Linked DNA regions of Mus musculus: region 1 is linked to region 2. A link is a loop called in an ENCODE intact Hi-C map of the cell type or tissue named here. Cell type or tissue: left cerebral cortex. All regions are shown on one strand. Region 1 has its middle 27 kb from the start of Gm39171. Region 2 overlaps Stox2 (storkhead box 2).

The links. Peaks named below come from ENCODE experiments on the same cell type or tissue, not always from the same donor. Only the 100,000 strongest peaks of a DNase experiment are listed, where the experiment ranks them.
Region 1: it touches region 2 in a loop (2.4-fold over the local background); 3 of 42 quality-filtered maps call a loop at or near these places.

Annotation. Positions count from the first base shown.
Region 1 is chr8:47,348,323-47,352,322 of GRCm38, forward strand. It overlaps a transcript of Stox2 not described here. Among named protein-coding and RNA genes, the nearest start is that of Gm39171, 27 kb to the left of the region's middle. In left cerebral cortex, a CTCF peak has its summit at 2,360; DNase peaks (open chromatin) are centred at 2,065 and 2,347.
Region 2 is chr8:47,191,349-47,195,348 of GRCm38, forward strand. Stox2 (storkhead box 2) reads right to left here. Exons shown (of 4, transcript NM_001114311.1): 3 at 491-2,756. Among named protein-coding and RNA genes, the nearest start is that of Gm51569, 18 kb to the left of the region's middle. In left cerebral cortex, no CTCF peak of the experiment used is centred here; DNase peaks (open chromatin) are centred at 2,184 and 2,385.

The DNA.
Region 1 (4,000 bases), 160 kb after region 2:
AGAACCCTCTCCGTGTAAGATGATACGGCTCGAGGGGATGGGTTGCCACCATCCGCAGCATACAATCTGGACATTCGTGAGAGTGACTTTGGGAAATACAGATGTGTGGAAGGAGCCGAACTGCCGAGGGTGCAGATGCAAACGAGAGAAGTACAACTTTCCTGAAGCCAGGAGATGGGAACCTGGAGACGGAAATAGATGGCAAGGAGAGCCACCGTGGAAGTCAGGCTGAAGCAGACAGGGCAAAGAAAACATCGTATGATGTCAAGGGTGTCCACAAACAGGAGAGAACTATCTAAGGAGAATATCACTCTCTAGCTGGATGCCTAAGAGCTTAAACAAAGCCAGGATGGATGAGGGAAAAAGTCGTCTTTTAGGTTGTGTGGTGAAGACCTAAGAAGCAGTATAGCTGTCGGAGGAGGTCAGTCAGGGCAAAAGGTTAGTCAGTCTGCCAGTACTAAGACAAGAAACCTGAGGCACACCATTGTGAGGAACAAAGAAACTGACCAGAGCTATGGTTCTCCGTTTCAGGGTTTCCACATCATATTCTGTTGGGATGGCTCTGAGGCCTAGGAAGCAGAACACCATGGCAGGAAATGTGCGGTGAAGTAAAGTGGCCAGGAAACAAACAAACAAACAAACAAGGAGAGGGAAGTGACTGGGTTCTATTACCTTTTTAGGACACGCCCCCCCACCCCAATGATCTAACTTCCTCTCCTGAGGCTCCACTCCCTAAGCATCCTCCCACATCCCAGGAGCACCAGGGACTGTTGAACAAGTCTTTAACAAATAGGTCTTTTCCAAAGTATGACAAGCCAGAACTCCAGACAAAGCAAGCCACTAATGGGTGTTGAGATGGCAGCCATGTCTGGCTTGTACTGGGCTACCACTGACACAGGCAGAGCTACTGCGGGAGAACGGCCAGTCTGCCCTCACTGTCCTCCCAGCCACACCGTTCAGCTCTAATTACAGTCTCCTCTAATTACACTCGGTGCCACTCCGTGTAACCCCCCCACCTCCCTCGGGAGAACAGAGCCACTCCAGGACTTCCCCTGGAAGAATGTTGATAATATCAGTCTGACGGCTCACCTTCACTGTCAGCCTGACAGGACTTAGAATCACCATGGAAGTGAACTTCCGGGTTGGCCTGTGGGGATGCTTCTAGGTAGTTTGAACTGGAAAGTGGCTCGTTGTGAACGTGAGTGGCCCCACTCCACGGGCTGGAGTCAAGGGCTGAATAACTAACAGGAAACCAGGCTGAGCAACAGTGTAACCATTAAGCCATACTGCCTCTGCTGCCGTGCCTTTTCCGGTCTCTCCATGAACTATGAACTGAAATCTATCCTTCCTCCCTTAAACTGCTTCATGTCAGGGATTCGTCAGAGCCTAAAGAAGCATCCTAGCGCCATCTTCCACTGTTCTTAGGAATACCTCGGTCCATAGCAGCTAACTGTAAAGCCACCATTAACCAGGAAGGGACAGGTGCTGGGGAATATGAATGGCTTTTAGACAAAGCATTTGCAAGGAGATCCCCAGGCTGGCCTTCAGTTGAGATGAAGAGTGATACCCCTTGAAGAGTGACCCCAGGATTCACATTCAGAATATCTCCACGGGGTATATCCCTATAGCAAAACTCTCCTGAGCCTTCTCAGGGTGACCCAGTAAAAGACCAAGGCTGGACCCCTGGACAGGCGATTGACTCACCGAAGTTGCCCCCCAAAGCATTCCTAGGATGTGTACGACAAGCTAAAGATCCCTATCACGAATAGACAGCTAGAAGTGCCACGTGTCACTTCAAGGAGGACTCGGGATGGAGTGGAAGGGGCATCATCTGTTCCCTGTTCACCCAGAGAAACTGACAGCACTCCTTAAGGTATACTTCCAACCCTACCTTTCTCCTGCTTGCCCAGAGTGTATTTTGTAACAGGAGAAGCCAACCACGATCAGCACTTTCCCACGACACTTCCATGCCTCTATAGGCACTGTTTTAAAACACAGAAACACGTTCATGATAAACCTTGCAAAAGGTCTTCCCACGCTAAGGCAGTTCCAGAATGGATGCTGCACATGTAACCGCTCCGTTTCCTTCACGAATGAGCTCGTGTTTCCAAGATACACTTACTTTAATTTCCATTTCAGCAAGAAAAAAAAAAGTTAACATGTGGAACTTACATGAATATTTTTAGCACACGAGGGTCCATTTAATACACTGAAGTAATAATTTATTCAATAGGACCCAAGGGTCCGTAGGGGCCCCATATACATCTGCATGATTCCCTCCAAAGACTAGCCCATGAACTTGAAGGGTCTGCATTGTGCATTAAGAAACCAGAATGGTTGCCTGAAGCTAGCGCGCCCTCCCTCGGGAGAGATTTGAATTCAAAATCGTGGAGGCCACTCCTTTACAGAATCAAACACTTAAAACAAATGTGTGCCATTCAGCCTACAGTTCCACAGGGGTGGGAATCCATTCTGTTATTCCCACCTGCCCTCCTTGGTCACGTCCTCTACACTAGATTACGTTGTAAAATCTAAGATGCCAGAAGGCATATTGTGGCCAAGCACTTCATGCTTAAACACTGAGATTCTTGGGTTCAGGGGGAAAATGGACGACGTCTTCGTTAACACAGTGTACGCAGGAGCCAGTCAAACTACAGAAGGTCTCAGACTTACCGAGCAGGATACAGTGTCCATGTCCACTTGGAGACGATGCTCCCTGTTTCTAAACAACCTCCAGTGTGCGCTGCACTGGAAAGCTCAGTGACAGTTAACTAGCTGACTTCTGCAACCTGCCATTAATTGCCCTTTTCAAGTTAAAATGGCTCCATTAATTTTATGTGCCTGTCTCCCCAGCAAACGCCTTTCCAAGAAAGTTTCCATTTCTCACCGAGATGTCAAATAATTTACCTAAGAGTCCCATTCACACAGGATTTAACTCTAATTTTATATAAACATCTTAGATAAATGGCCCTCTTTTATTTACTACTTTTAAATATACATTCGCTTTTTATTAAAAAGAAAAAAAAAAGTATGAAGTCCTTTCCCTTGTCCCACCCCAACCCCAAACTGCTGCTGCCAGAAATCTAGTTTTTCCAGGGTGAATTTATAAATTCAGATCTAATATCTCTGAACAAATATAAGCCATGACAAACACAGGCAGGCAATCTAAAAGTCTTGTGTTTTATATGTCATCTTTAATCTATAGGATTTGACCACACAAAAACTAAGAATTGGTCCCATGTTACATTGACAATCAAACATAGGATAAGAAAAAAAAAAGCACCTAATTACATTGTCACTGGGCTCATCAAAAGAACTTTCTCTTGAATACTTGGACATGCTAAGTGACATACTAGTTATTCACCAAGTCATTGTTACAAATAACCCATGTCACAGTGACCTTTCCAAACATTTTCCCCAACAAGCACAAAAAACACACCACAAAATGAAACTGGAGAGCAACTTCCAAATAATTTTACATGCACTGGGAATCGTGAACGTGGAACAGCCCAGTGTGTAAAAGTTTATACGCAATGATACACTCCACATGAGACACAGAAATAATACTTCCTGATCTTCCAGATTTGAGACAAATATAACCTCAGTGCCACTGTCACCAGCAAGAAAAGAGTTGGGGGTTTGTAAAGTATTGTATTTAAAACGAGTCTCCTCTGTCTGGCAGTTCACCCTAGAGTTCCATATACTCACTGTGCAGTCTCCGTCCAGGGCCTCTGGTTTTTTCGAGCAGTCTGGATAATGTACAGATGGAAGTAATCTAGGGCTTACTCCGAATCCTGAGGATGGCTGCTTTTACTGCCCTGATTTCCTTCGGTGCCAAAGACGTCGTTGCAGTCCAGAGTTACCACACGTTGATTGCGACTGCTGTCAACATTTTATTACTCTGCTTTTCGGGTCTTCTGATAGCTAATTGGAACATTCTAGATAGCTGGGCTCGGTATAGGTTTCAATCCTGTTTCTTTCTACCCCCCTCTCCCAGGAA
Region 2 (4,000 bases):
AATTGAAGTGGCATCGAACTTCTGGATCCTTTGGAAAGACTCTAAAATCCACTACTATCTCCACAGTAAAGGGGGCAGCCATTATCCTGGCACCAAACTGCTCTCTACCACTTTCCTCGCACTGACTATATTCATCATACTCAGAACATTACTTTTTTTTTTTTTTTTGAAGGACTTAAAAAAATCCCTTCTCCTGGTTGTCAATACAAATAGAAGAAAACCATTGGGATGTGTTGGTCTCAGATCAGACTCTGATGCAATCTTTAGGGAAGGAACCAACCCACCAGTCCAGATTAGTGATCTCTACAGCTGCAGAAACATTTTTTTGGTTTCAATTCCTGAAAAAGAAGTTAGAAAACAGGCTGTTAACAACACAGGTCACACAACTCACAGCCCTCGTTCACAGTCCCAGACTGTGAAGCCAGCTCTCTGGCATAAAGCCCCGGGCCCTGGCGGGTGTATGTGTATACAGGAGGCCAGCTCTCCCTACCGTGGGGAGTTGAATCCACTGTCCACCGTGATGCTGCTGCTATCCATGCTGTCCAGCCGGGCTGAGTGGGTGGCTCTCTGGTTGCTGCTGCTATCAGTTTCTTTTGGGGTGAGGAGGGTGAGGTTTTTCTCAAACTTCCTCTGCAAGTCTCTTTCCTTCTCCCTCTCCAGGAGCCACTGCATGGTGCCCACATCATCTCTGTTTTTCTCCTCCTCCGCGTTTTTGTTGGCCCCCTCCTCGGAGTCGTCGTCATCAGAGACGTTGTAATAGTCAAAAGAAGCCTCCTGGTTCCCTCCAGGCTCCTGCTGACGTTGGGATGGAGGCATGGCTTGGGCCGCGGATGTCCCAAGGGAAGGTTCCAGTTTCTCACAACGGCCTGGCAGTGTGTCAACGGGTGACTTTGGGTGAGACTTGAGGAGGGACAAGCTAGATTTGTGATAGCTGTTTACAGACAGGGTGCTGTGTAGAGGTTTGAACAGTGTGTCTTTGCTGAATATTTCTTTCCTTTTGTCCAGGCTGCTGGGTTCTGCGCTATGATGTTGGACAAGGCGGCCATTGGCTAACCCCTCTGCCACACCACCAGAGGCTGCAGGGCCCCCTCCTGGCCCTTTCGGTGACTCCTCCTTGTGCCCAACAGGTTCCCTGGAAGAATGGGGGGTCTGCCTCTCAGATGGAGACAGCTTTTTTACCCCCTCCACCAAGGTCAAAGTGTCATGGTCCTCCTTATTCTTCCCTAAAGGGGACGGTGCTGTGAGTACGGTCTCACTCGAGGTGTTGCACTGAAAATAGTCATCCACAGCTGTTTTAGCCGGGCAAGGGCTGAGTTCCCCATAGGACGGCATACTCTCAGGGGTTTTGCCTGGCTCCAGAAGGCTACAAGCACTAGAAGGTTCCTTGCTGCCACCAACTATTTCTGGAATGCATACCTCTTTGTAGCTGGCAGAAGGAATATGAGCCCTTTGATGACCAATCGTTTGCGCAGGCCTTAAAGTACTGTCATCAATGTATGATTGGCTCGGTGTTTGGTCATCTTGGCTGCAGCCTTCAGCCAGGTCTTCCGGAGTCCCGAGTGAAGAAGCGCCCAGGGGACCTTTGGAGTTATCCATAGACCTGGATCTCTCCTTGGCCTTGTTGGACCTCTCATTCCTGGATCTCCGGTCCTGGGTATGGCTGTGGCTTCGGTGCACTTTGGAGTGGGAGCTTCCCCTGGAGGGTTCGGGAAAGGGCATCTCCGTTCTCCTTTTGGCCAGTTCGCCAGACACATCCCATTCTGGCGTCATGGGGAAATGGGACTCGATCACGTTCGTGTTGCTATGCATGATGAAGTTGTCCCCTTTGTGTTCAATGATGAAGCAGCCCTCTCTGGGGGCCCTGGTTAGAGGGTCGCAAAATTCATACTCCCTCTCACCGGGGATATCCAGATGCGAGCCATCCGAAGGATCTCCTTTGGACACTCGCGTCTTGCTGTGTGACCGAGACTTCCCGTGGGACTTGCGGTGAGTCCGGCTCTTTTTACTCCTTCCACTGTGGTGGGCGGAGGACCCGGCTTTGCTCCGGTGAGCTTTTTCTTCTTCAAGTTTCTTCATCAGGGCAGTGTGCCTCATGACATTTTCCACCGTCAAGTCTGGGTTGATCCGCCGGATGATCTCCATCTCCACTTCCCGAGGGATGGTCGTGGGCGTGTCCTCGTCTCGCAGAGGCCACTCCTCGGGAGGAAACTGGGCAGAGAAATTGGCCAGCTGTTTGGTCTTGTCTTTCTTAAAACTCAGCCGGAATAACTTGAGACCGAATTTTTTGGACTGCTTTTCACCATCTTTAGGTTTCGAGAGAGTTTCCGTCTTATAGGAGAAATTTATAGTGCTTTTGCTTTTTTCAGTGGGCGGCACCTGGCAGAGCGGAGGAGGGCAGTAAGGGTCTTTGCAGTCCTTGGCGGACTTCCTCTGCAGGGTGGAGGCATGCATGCTGTGCACGTCTTCTCGGCAGCAGTGGCAAGAGTCGCAGTGCTTTCTGGGTAATGTCCTTTCCCTGACGCAGCCTGAGGCAGAGGGCGTTATGGTTCCTGGTTGTGGCGAGGTGCACTGAGACCTGTCAGGTACCCTCTCGTCCAAGTGGTACCACTTACTGTTAGTTCTTATGAGGGAGGGAGTAATGAAATAAGTCTGTGGGGTCACAATGAAATAGCCATCCGGAGTCGGATAGATTTTCCTCTCCCGTACCAGTGTGTTTAGGGTATGCCGTAGAATTTCTTGGCTTGGGGTTGGAACACCTAAGAGCAAAAAACAGAGATGCTTGTGAGAGGGAGGAAGGGACAGGCTATGGATCCCCAATTTTTTAGAGTCCTATTAACATTGCCAAATTTGAAGTATCACCTCATGGCATGTAAGCAGGCTTCAAAGGTGTTTATTATGTTTAGTGTGAATCCCAGTTTTCTCTGCTGACTCCTACGAATATTACCACCTAGAGAGTGAAAGGTGTTAAAGCAGGAAGAGAGGCTTGGGGGTGAGATGGGCGGGAAGGACTCTTGGCCCAGCATGTGTGAGACCTTGCTTGGGTTCCATGCCCAACATCGGGGGCTGCAAGAGAGAGACTGAAGTCAGAGAGCTCGATTGCTGCTGCCAAAAAGCCTTCTTGAGCATCCTAAAAGAGAGACGATTTTGTAAAGGCCAGGAAAATGATGAAAAGAGACATAAAGTTTCAGAAAATAGTTTTTTCCAATGAGATCACCTGAGAAGGGAGGCATGTATGTATGTGTGTGTGTGTGTGTGTGTGATATATATCAGGCTGAAATCTTTACATATATGCACACATATATGGAATTACTTTAAAGTTAATTTTGATAAATTTTATAAAAGGGCAACTATATTTGACCTCCTTTTCCAAACTTCTTTTGGTTTGAGATGATAATATAATTATATCATTTCCCCCCTTTCCTTTCATCCCTCCAAGCCTTTCTGTATATCACACCTTGCTCTTTTTTCAAATTCATGGCCTCCATGGGGGCTCCCAGAGATTGACTCACCAGCCAGAGAGCATGCATGGGCTGGACCTAGGCCTCCTACACAGATGTAGCAGATGTACATATGGGTTCCCTAACAAGTGGCACAGGGGCTGACTCTGACTCTGTTGCTTCCCTTCTGATTCTTTCCCCTAGCTAGGCTGTCTTGTCTGGCTTCAGTGGGAGAGGATGCGCCTAGTCCTGCTATTACTTGATGTGCCAGGGAGAGTTGGTACCCAAGGGGGAGGGGGGCTTTCCTTCTCAGAGGAGAAGGGGAAGAGGGGATGGAGAAGAGGAAAGGTGTGAGGGTGGGACTGGGAGGAGAGGAGAGGAGTTGTGGTGAAGATATAAAGAGAATAAATAAACTGAGAAAAAGAAACAAACCCTTGTTCTCTGTTTTCATTCCTTGTTATTGTATATATGTTTATGTACAGATACACTTAATGTAGAGTTCTCAGTCTGTATAATGCTTTCCATATATATGTTTTCAGAGGTAACATATGGTATTGGGTAAA